Regions from separate parts of the Homo sapiens genome. Here region 2 is linked to region 1. A link is an interaction called in ENCODE POLR2A ChIA-PET data of the cell type or tissue named here. Cell type or tissue: Panc1. All regions are shown on one strand. Region 1 has its middle 27 kb from the start of PERP. Region 2 has its middle 37 kb from the start of LINC02539.

What was found. Peaks named below come from ENCODE experiments on the same cell type or tissue, not always from the same donor. Only the 100,000 strongest peaks of a DNase experiment are listed, where the experiment ranks them.
Region 2: POLR2A ChIA-PET joins it to region 1 with 9 read pairs; 2 of 35 experiments call an interaction of 5 or more read pairs at or near these places.

The regions. Positions count from the first base shown.
Region 1 is chr6:138,078,201-138,083,200 of GRCh38, forward strand. No RefSeq gene overlaps it. Among named protein-coding and RNA genes, the nearest start is that of PERP, 27 kb to the right of the region's middle. In Panc1, no CTCF peak of the experiment used is centred here; no DNase peak of the experiment used is centred here; H3K27ac peaks cover 3,931 bases.
Region 2 is chr6:137,773,960-137,778,959 of GRCh38, forward strand. No RefSeq gene overlaps it. Among named protein-coding and RNA genes, the nearest start is that of LINC02539, 37 kb to the left of the region's middle. In Panc1, no CTCF peak of the experiment used is centred here; no DNase peak of the experiment used is centred here.

The DNA.
Region 1 (5,000 bases):
AAGAGCCAAAACCCATCCGTATGTCATCTTTAAGAGACTCATCTCATGTGCAAAGATACACATAGGCTCAAAATAAATGGATGGAGGAAAATTTACCAAGCAAATGGAAAACAGAAAAAACCAGAGGTTGCAATCCTACTTTCTGGCAAAACAGACTTTAAACCAACAAAAAGTCAAAGAACACAAGGAAGGACATTATATAATGGTAATGGGTTCAATTCAACAAGGAGCGCTAACTATGCTAAATATATATGTACTCAATGCTGGATCACCCAGATTCATAAAGCAAGTTCTTAGAGAGACTTAGACTCCCATACAATAATAGTGGGAGACAGATCATTGAGACAGAAAATTTCCAAAGATATTCAGGACCTGAACTCAACTCTGGATCAAGTATACCTGATAGATATCTACAGAACTCTCTATCCAAAAACAAGAGAATATACATTCTTCTCATCGCCATATGGCACTTACTCTAAAATTGATGACATAATCAAAAGTAAAACTCCTCAGCAAATGCAAGGGAATTGAAATCATAACAGTCTCTCAGACCACAGCACAATCAAATTAGAACTCAAGATTAAGAAATGTACTCAAAAGCACACAACTGCATAGAAATTGAACATCCTGCTCCTGAATGACGCTTGGGTAAACAATGAAATTAAGGCAGAAATCAAGAAATTCTTTGGAACTAATGAGAACAAAGAGACAACATACCAGAATCTCTGGGATGCAGCTAACAGTGTTAAGAGGGAAACTTATGGCACTAAATGCTCACATCAAAAAGTTAGAAAGATCTCAGGTTAACAACCTAATATCTCAACAAAAATAACTACAGAACTAAGAGAAAACAAACACCAAAGCTAGCAGAAGACAAGAAAGAATCAAGATCAGAGCTGAAATGAAGGAGACAGACACACAAAAAACCCTTTTAAAAAAAATCAATGAATCCAGGAGCTGGCTTTTTGGAAAAAAATAATAAATGAGATAGGCCAGTAACTAGACTAATAAAGGAGAGACGAATCAAATAGACACAATCAGAAATGATAATGATGGGGTATCGCCAGTGATCCCACAGAAATACAGATAACCATCAGAGAATACGATAAACACCTCTATGCACATAAACTAGAAAATCTAGAATAAATGGATAAAGTCCTGGACACATAACACCCTCCCAAGACTGAATCAGGAAGCAACTGAATCCCTGAATACATCAATAATGAATTCTGAAATTGAGGCAGTAATAAATAGCCTACAAACCGAAAAAAAAAGCCCAGGACCAGATGGATTTACAGCTGAATTCTACCAGAGGTACAAAGAAGAGCTGGTACCATTTCTACTGGAGCTATTCCAAACAATGGAAATGGAGGGACTCCTCCCTAACTTATTCTATGGGGCCAGCATCATCCTGATACTAAAACCTAGCAGAGATACAACAACAACAAAATTCAGGCCAATATCCTTGATGAATATCTATGCAAAAATCTTCAATAAAATACTAGCAAACTGAATCCAGCAGCACATCAAAAAGCTTATCCACCACAATCAAGTTGGCTTCATCCCAGGATGCAAGGTTGATTCAACAAACACACATCAATAAATGTGATTCATCACATAAACAGAACTAAAGACAAAAACCACATGATTATCTCAATAGATGCAGAAAAGACCTCTGATAAAATTCAACATTCTTTCATGTTAAAAATTCTCAATAAACTAGGTATTGAAGGAACATACCTCAAAATAGTAAGAGCCATCTATGACAAACCCACAGCCAATGTCATATCGAATGGTCAAAAGCTGGAAGCATTCCCTTTAAAAATAAGCACAAGAAAAGGATGCCCTCTCTCACCACTCCTATTCAACACAGCATTGGAAGTTCTGGCCAGGGCAGTCAGGCAAGAGAAAGATATAAAGCATATTCAAATAGGAAAGGAGGAAATCAAACCTTTATTTGCAGATGACATGATCCTGTATCTAGAAAACCCTATAGTCTCAGCCCAAAAGCTTCTTAAGCTGATAAACAACTTCAGCAGTCTCAGGATACAAAAAGCAAGTGCAAAAATCACTAGCATTCCTATACACCAACAACAGGCAAGCAGAGAGCCAAATCATGAATGAACTCCCATTCACAGTTGCTACAAAAAGAATAAAATACCTAGGAATAGACCTAACAAGGGAAGTGAAGGATCTCTTCAAGGAGAGCTACAAGTCACTGCTTGAGGAAATCAGAGAGGATATAAACAAATGGGAAAACATTCCATGCTCATGGATAGGAAAAATCAATATTGTGAAAATGGCCATACTGCCCAAAGTAATTTATAGATTCAATGCTGTTCCTATTAAACTACCATTAACATTCTTCACAGAATTAGAAAAACTATTTTAAAATTCATATGGAAGCAAGAAAGAGGCTGAATAGCCAAGACAATCCTAAGCAAAAAGAACAAAGCTGGAGACATCATGCAATCCAACTTCAAACTATACCACAAGGTTACAGTAACCAAAACAGCATGGTACTGGTATAACAGACACATAGATCAATGGAACAGGAAAGAGACCTCCGAAATAAGACCACACACCTACAACCATCTGATCTTCAACAAACCTGACAAAAACAAACAATGAGAAAAGGGATCCCTGCTTAATAAACAGTGCTGGGAAAACCAGGTACTCAGGAGTCTCAGGCAGGAGAATTGCTTGAACCCCAGAAATGGAGGTTGCAGTGAGCTGAGATCATGCTACTGCACTCCAGCCTGGGTGGCAGAGTGAGACTCTGTCTCAAAAAAAAAAGACCTAGAGGCAGAAATACAATTTGACTCAGTAATCCCATTATTGGATATATACCCAAAGGGATATAAATCATTATAAAGATACAAACAAGTGTATATTCCTTGCAGCACTATTCACAATAGCAAAGACATGGAATCAACTGAAATGCCCATCAATGATAAACTAGATAAACAAAATGTGGTACGTATACATGACATGGAATACTATGCAGCCATAAAAAGGAATGAGATCATGTCCTTTGCAGGGACATGGACAGAGTTGGAAGCCATTATCCTCAGCAAACTAATGCAGGAACAGAAAACCAAAAACTGCGTGATCTCATTTATAAGTGGGAGTTGAATGTTGACAACACATGAACAAATGGCAGGGAGCAACACACACTGGGGTCTGTCGGGGTCAGGGGAAGGGGGGAGGGAGAGCATCAGGAAGAATAGCTAATGGATGCTGGGCTTAATACCTAGGTGATGGGATGATCTGTGCAGCAAACCACCATGACACACATTTACCTATGTAACAAACCTGCACATCCTGCACATGTAGCCCTGGACTTAAAAGTTGGAAAAAAAAAAAAAAAAACCTGTTTCCTATACCCTCATGGAAAAAGATTAATATTTATATATAAATATAGAAATAAAAAATAATTCTGTTTTAAATATTATTTTATTTTTAATGTTAAATGATTTAATATCTTTATTGTGGTAAAATATAAATAAGCTAAAATTTACCATTTTAACCACTTTTAAGTCATTTCCAGTGGCATCAAGTATACTCACAGTAATGTGCAACCATCACCACTATCCCAGAAAGTTTTTGATAGGCAAAAACAGTACATGGAAGGTCATTCTTGGCAGAAAAAAAGAGGAAGCATGGAGAAATGAAATATCAAGCAAATGCAAAACGTTGGCTATAGGCAGAATGTAGAATGCAGTAATTGCATGTGTGCATGACTCTGTGTGTGTATGTGTGTGTGTGGAGGACAAGGCAGTGGTTGGGAGAGGAGTGAGAATTTGAACAAATGGGTCTAGAAAAGCACATGGGGTCAGGTCATGGAGGGTTTGTAAGCCACATTACTGAGTTGTAATTTTATCCTCTTATCTTTTTTTTTTTTTTGAGATGGAGTCTCACTCTGTCTCCCAGGCTGGAGTGCAGTGGCACCATCTCGACTCACTGCAACCTCCGCCTCCCAGGTTCAAGCGATTCTTCCGCCTCAGCCTCCTGAGTAGCTGGGACTACAGGCGCGTGCCACTACACCCGGCTAATTTTTGTATTTTTAGTAAGGATGGGGTTTCACCATATTGGGCTGGCTGGTCTCGAACTCCTGAACTTGTGATCCGCCCACCTCGGCCTCCCAAAGTGCTGGGACTACAGGCGTAAGCCACCGTGCCTGGCCTCCTCTTATCCTCCTAAACCTCTTGGCCCACGTCTGAGACCCCATGGCCGTAGTGGACAGCTCCTACACACTCTCCAGGCAACTGTGACTCTGACTCTTTGCCTACGGGATTTGAGCACCTTGCTCAGCCCATGCATGAGACCCCTCTGAAGTGCTGAGAATTTGATGCCCTAAGAAAGTTAAACCATTACGGGACAGAGGGCAGTTGATAAGGGCTCCAGCTTCTGCATGTCTCATGAGACAGTTCTACATGGTTGCTCAGGGACTCCCTAGCAGGATTGAGCCCCAGTTGTCCACAGGAGCAATCAGCTCATTAACATACACTGTATTGGTTTTTCCCCTTTTCCTATATCAATCAATTTCCTCACCTCTCATCTGAATTCCTGGGATTACCTCCCAATATTGCCTGTGCCCACATACTATCCTTGCCTCAGGTTCTGCTTTGGGAGAAAATCCAATATAGACAAGTGGTTCCAGAAGTAATCTCAGGATTGATCCTGCAGTTGGCTCACTCCAGTCAGATGCTAACACGAGCTGCACTCTTGCTGGTGAATGTAGCTGTGAAAACTCCTGTAGGCTGTAGCATCACAATCACTGAAATGCTCACCAGGGTTGGATTGGGGTAGAAAAGGAAGCACCAGCTTATATGATCTCCATAGCACTTGAAAGATATGGGGGCAATGGTAATGGTAAGAACTGTGGAGTTGCTATAAAAGTGAATAAAAGACTCAGGTCAACCAACCATCAGCTCACTGTGGCACACTGTGAAAGGCAGAGGTCCTCCATGGATGCATTTAAACAGACCATTACCTCC
Region 2 (5,000 bases), 300 kb before region 1:
CTGCACTCCAGCCTGGCGACAGAGCGACACTCTGTCTCAAAAAAAAAAAGAAAAAAAAACAAGAAGTAACATGTACATTTTGCAATTCTCTATGAAGTCAGCTTCCAAGATATTACTACCATCTGCCATTAATGTTCATCTGAGTTATTCCTCATCAGTGCTCTGCAGAACTGAAGGTGACTCACTGAGCCAAAGGCTCTGAGAACCTGAAGCATTTGCATGCAGGGCCCTCAAAGCCAGTGCTGCCAGAGTCTGGACTTTGATGAAGTGAAGAGAATACCTCTCTCCCTGCTGAGTGCCAACACCATTTATATGAGGAGACCCAGTGCCATGCTCTCATCTTAGAGAACTGTCCTTTAGATTCTGTTTGGAGCCCCTCTCCCTAGGACCCAAACTTAAGTTCTTGTGGGCCAGGCCCAAGGGCGATCCGAGTGACAGGTAATGATGATTAGATCCATACTTTCATTCTTTGACTATTGAAGGCCTCCTTGTTTGTGATTCTATTCCATCCATCCATCCTTTCATCCATCCATCTATCTATCCAATCTTCCAATTAGTCATAACAGGTCATGCAATTGGGCTAATATTATTAAAAATTAGCAGAAAGTTCCTAAGTCCCATCAACTGACACCCTTTCAGAGAGCTCTGTCTTTTTTTAAAATTATTTTTATTTTGAGACGGAGTCTTGTTCTGTCACCCAGGCTGGAGTGCAGTGGCATGATCTCAGCTCACTGCAACCTCTGCCTCCCAAGTTTAAGCTTTTCTCCTGTCCTAGCCTCCTGAGTAGCTGGGACTACAGGCACAAGACACCACGCCCAACTAATTTTTTGTATTTTTAGTGGAGACAGGGTTTCACTATGTTGGCTAGGCTGGTGTTGAACTCCTGGCCTCAGGTGATCTACCTGCCTTGGCCTCCCAAAGTGCTGGTATTACAGGCATAAGCCACCCTGGCTGGCCCAGAAAGCTCTGTCTTCCAATCCAGGGAAATAGTGTGTCATCTTGGGGAAGCAGCAAAGTGCTAGAGTCAAAGAAATTCAAACTTATTGGCTTGCTCACTCTCTGTAGGCAAATTATTAACATCTGTGAAATATGGGGATGTTAATTTCCACCACCTCATAAAGTTGATGCAATAATTAGGGATTCATTTGACAAATAATGATCAATTATTAGGTGCGAATTCCTGTAGTCCACCACATCTACCATGTAGCTAGGTCTCAGGTTCAGCCCAATTGCCAATAACACTCTTTTCCTCCCACTTAATATTTATATCTTATTTCCTCATTAGTCATTTATGTAAACTTTACTATTTTTATTCTTTCTGATTGGTTTACTGGCATATTATTATTCTCTATCTTACTATAAAACTAATATTCGAGTCATAATGCTGTTAACTTGTTTGTAATCTCATTAACATAACTGCTTTGGGCTATAATGACCTCATTTTTCTCTTCTTAAAGTGTGCACTCATCATGAATGATTTCATTTATTCTTAGTTCTTACCACTTCCTTCTTGACTTCAGATTGCCTACTGGAATTTTCTAGTTTGTGATTTGTAACTGGGATTACTTACGTGTTCAAACCCAAAGTTGCCAGCCTCCCCTAGGATCTGTTCCTATTATTCTTTTTTTTTTTTTCTTTTTGAGACAGAGTCTCACTCTGTCACCCAGGCTGGAGTGCAATGCCGTGATCTCGGCTCACTGCAACCTCCACCTTCCTGGATGGAAGCAATTGATTCTCCTGCCTCAGCCTCCGGAGTAGCTGAGGTTACAGGCACACACCACCACGTCAAGCTAATTTTGGTATTTTTCATAGAGACTGGGTGTCGCCATGTTGGCCAGGCTGGTCTCAAACTCCTGACCTCAGGTGATCTGCCGCCTCGGCCTCCCAAAGTGCTGAGATTACAGGCATGAGCCACTTGTGCCCGGCCCCTATTATTCTTTTTGTTCTAAGCATCATGTTTCTGACCAGTACAGCATGTCAACTTCCCAGTTTGTGCATAACCTGGACCCTTTCCAGCTTTCCATTGTTCTACAAAGATGGCTCTCTTCCAGGCCAATGGTAAGGGCTGGAGAGAGAAAGGGGCTAGAAAGCCCTCCAGAAGTTCAAAGCCAGTGGATAGAAATTAAAAAGAGACAGATATTTAATTCAACATGTGAAATAACTTTCTTAACATTTTTGTTTCAAAAGTTGAATAGGGTATTCCAGGAGATGCTGAGGTCCTTTTACTGTACTGTTCGAGCTGAGACTAAAAGACCATCCTATTGAGTGGGAGAGGACGAATAAAACAGTCTCGGAGCTTCTATGTTTCCGGTTACCTCTTGGGACAATGAAGAACCAGCTCCAACGACAGCGAGGAGACCAACCCTTTCTTGTTGCCTCTTTCTTTCTCTCCATCCTAAGGAGAGGCTCTTCGGGGACAAGAAGTAGAGAAGAGAAGATCACTGGAGAAGGGTGTTAAAAGGAGGCTTCCGGCCAGGCACTGTGGCTCATGCCTATAACCCCAGCACTTTGGGAGGCCGAGGTGGGCTCATTGCTTGAGCCCGGGAGTTCAAGACCAGCCTGGGCAACATGACTAAACCTCGTCTCTACAAAAAACACAAAAATTAGTCAGGCATGTGCCTGTAGTCCCAGGTATTCAGAGGTGAGGTGAGAGGATCACTTGAGCCCAGGAGGTCGAGGCTGCAGAGAGCTGAGATGGCACCACTGCACTCCAGCATGGGTGACAGATCGAGACCCTGTCTTTAAAAAAAAAAAAGAAACTTTCTTCATTCTTATTTTTACCTTATGATTTCCACAGGACTAAAAAACTTTCATTAAGTAATTTCTATAGGACTAAAAGAGCCCCAGTGAAATTTCTATTTGGGAGCCGAAGATTTACATTCATATCCGTCATCATTAAACAAATATTTATGCAATGCTGGCAATGTGAAATGTCTCATGGAGACTAAATGAGGGATTAACTGCAAAGGACATAGCCCAGAACAGCATATAAACAACAAACGGGAGTTCCCTTTGGCCACCAGGGCCGTGCTGGTACGTCACTCTGGAAACGTTCTGTTGTTTCATTTGAGGATTAGCAAAACCCCTGTCTCCGTTCTGCTTCTTTGTATTAAAATGAAAAGCTCCTCTGTTCTTTAACGTATTATGTTCATAGCATAATAAATATCTGCAACTCAATTCATGGGTGTTCTGTATCCGCATTCTGCGGCCCCCCTCTGAACAGTGAGGAAGCATTTGTGTGTGTTCTTCCATGTGTTCTAGATATAAGATTACTTGCCCCAGGACAAAGATTATCTTTGGATTTGCTTTAAGTCTAGCACAGAGCCAAATATATGAAATGTTTATAAAGATGTTCATAAAAATGTCAAAGAGGGGACTTTCCTTCATGCAATGCTTGTCATTTTTCAGCCTTATTTTAGTTATAGGTGAAGAACAAAGTGTTCAATCAATTTGCATTCCCGTTTGTACTGAAGAAAAAAAACTGCATGTAAGGACATAAATGTTTGACTAGTTGTACGTGAAGAACTCTTATCTGGAAAGGAAGATGACAATGCTAATGATGAATTCACGGAGGAAATGCATTAGATAAAGCAGATTGTCATCTTTTGTTTCAAATCATGAAAGGGATAGGGGACATGCCTAACCATAGTGTGTCAACCAGGAGGGTATTTTACACGTTCTTAGATATGATATTAGTGATTGAGACTGTTTCCCAGCAAGGCGTAACCACTGATTATTACCAAAAAAAAGTTCAGCTTTATGATAAATGTACTGTATGAACTCTAGCATCTCTGCTGCAATTGTTTCTTTGTGTGCAGCACAGCTATGATTAACCTTATTGCCTGGCTACCTCCTGGAATATTATGAAAGTCAGTGATGTGATATTAGCAAAAGACATCCAACTCTTAGTCTTCAGCTTCAAAGAAAAGCCTGAGCCATCAGTGACAAGAAACAGATGGTCTTACTGAAGGGCAGAGAAGGAGGCTGCAAAATCTGTGGTGAGAATGTCAAGCGAGAGGTTCCCAAAGCCCCCTCATTCTGACATCTCAGAAGCCTGTCTCTCATTAAGAGACACATGAACCCTTAGTTGGTGCTCACCCTGAGGCTTCTCTGCTGTCTCTGTCCTCCTGGCCATCCTGCAAGCTTCCTGGCTTTGACCACAGGGTCTTTTTTTTTTTTTTTTTTTTTTTTTGAGACAGGGTCTCTCTCTGTCACCCAGGCTGGAGTGCAGTGGTGCGATCTCTGCTCACTGCAACCTCTGCCTCCCAGGTTCAAGGGATTTTCCTGCCTCAGCCTCCCAAGCAGCTGGGATTACAAGCATGCACCACAATTACTAGCTAATTTTTTGTGTTTTTTAGTAGAGATGGGGTTTCGCCATGTTGGCCAGGCTGGTCTTGAACTCCTGATCTCAAGTGATCTTCCTGGCTCGGCCTCCAAAAGTACTGGGATTACAGGCATGAGCCACCATGCTCTGCTGACCACAGGATCTTATGCAAAACCATGAAGATGGAATAACTTTTCTTGTGCCTCTTTCCGTTTTCTCTCTTTGCATCCTTATCTTCAGTTTTAGAGCCCAGTGCAAAATGATAATGTGGAATCCCATGTTAGAAAATTAAGAATTTCAAGATGGTGACTGACAGCAGAGTGTTAAACTGAGCATGAGGTCCTGTTAAGTGTGGGGCCATATGTGAATGATCTGGTGGCATGCCCATGAAGGGGGTTTGCTCCCACCCCTTTACCAACAGGCCTTCAGCCTCCATGAGAAGTCTCTTCTTGGCTGGTCCAAGGGAAGTGCCTACCCCATAGTGCCCCAGACAGTCCCATTCTTAATTTTTCTTCCTTGGAACCCTGCTCTCTGCCCCCACTCAGCTGAGTTTGTATGTGATAAGATGCTGATGTTGGTATTCCGTAACGATGGAATAATAAGGTACAAGGAGCTGGCATTTTAACTCACTCTAGAGTCTCTGGTAGAAGGATTTCTAGGACAAAATTCTATAGGA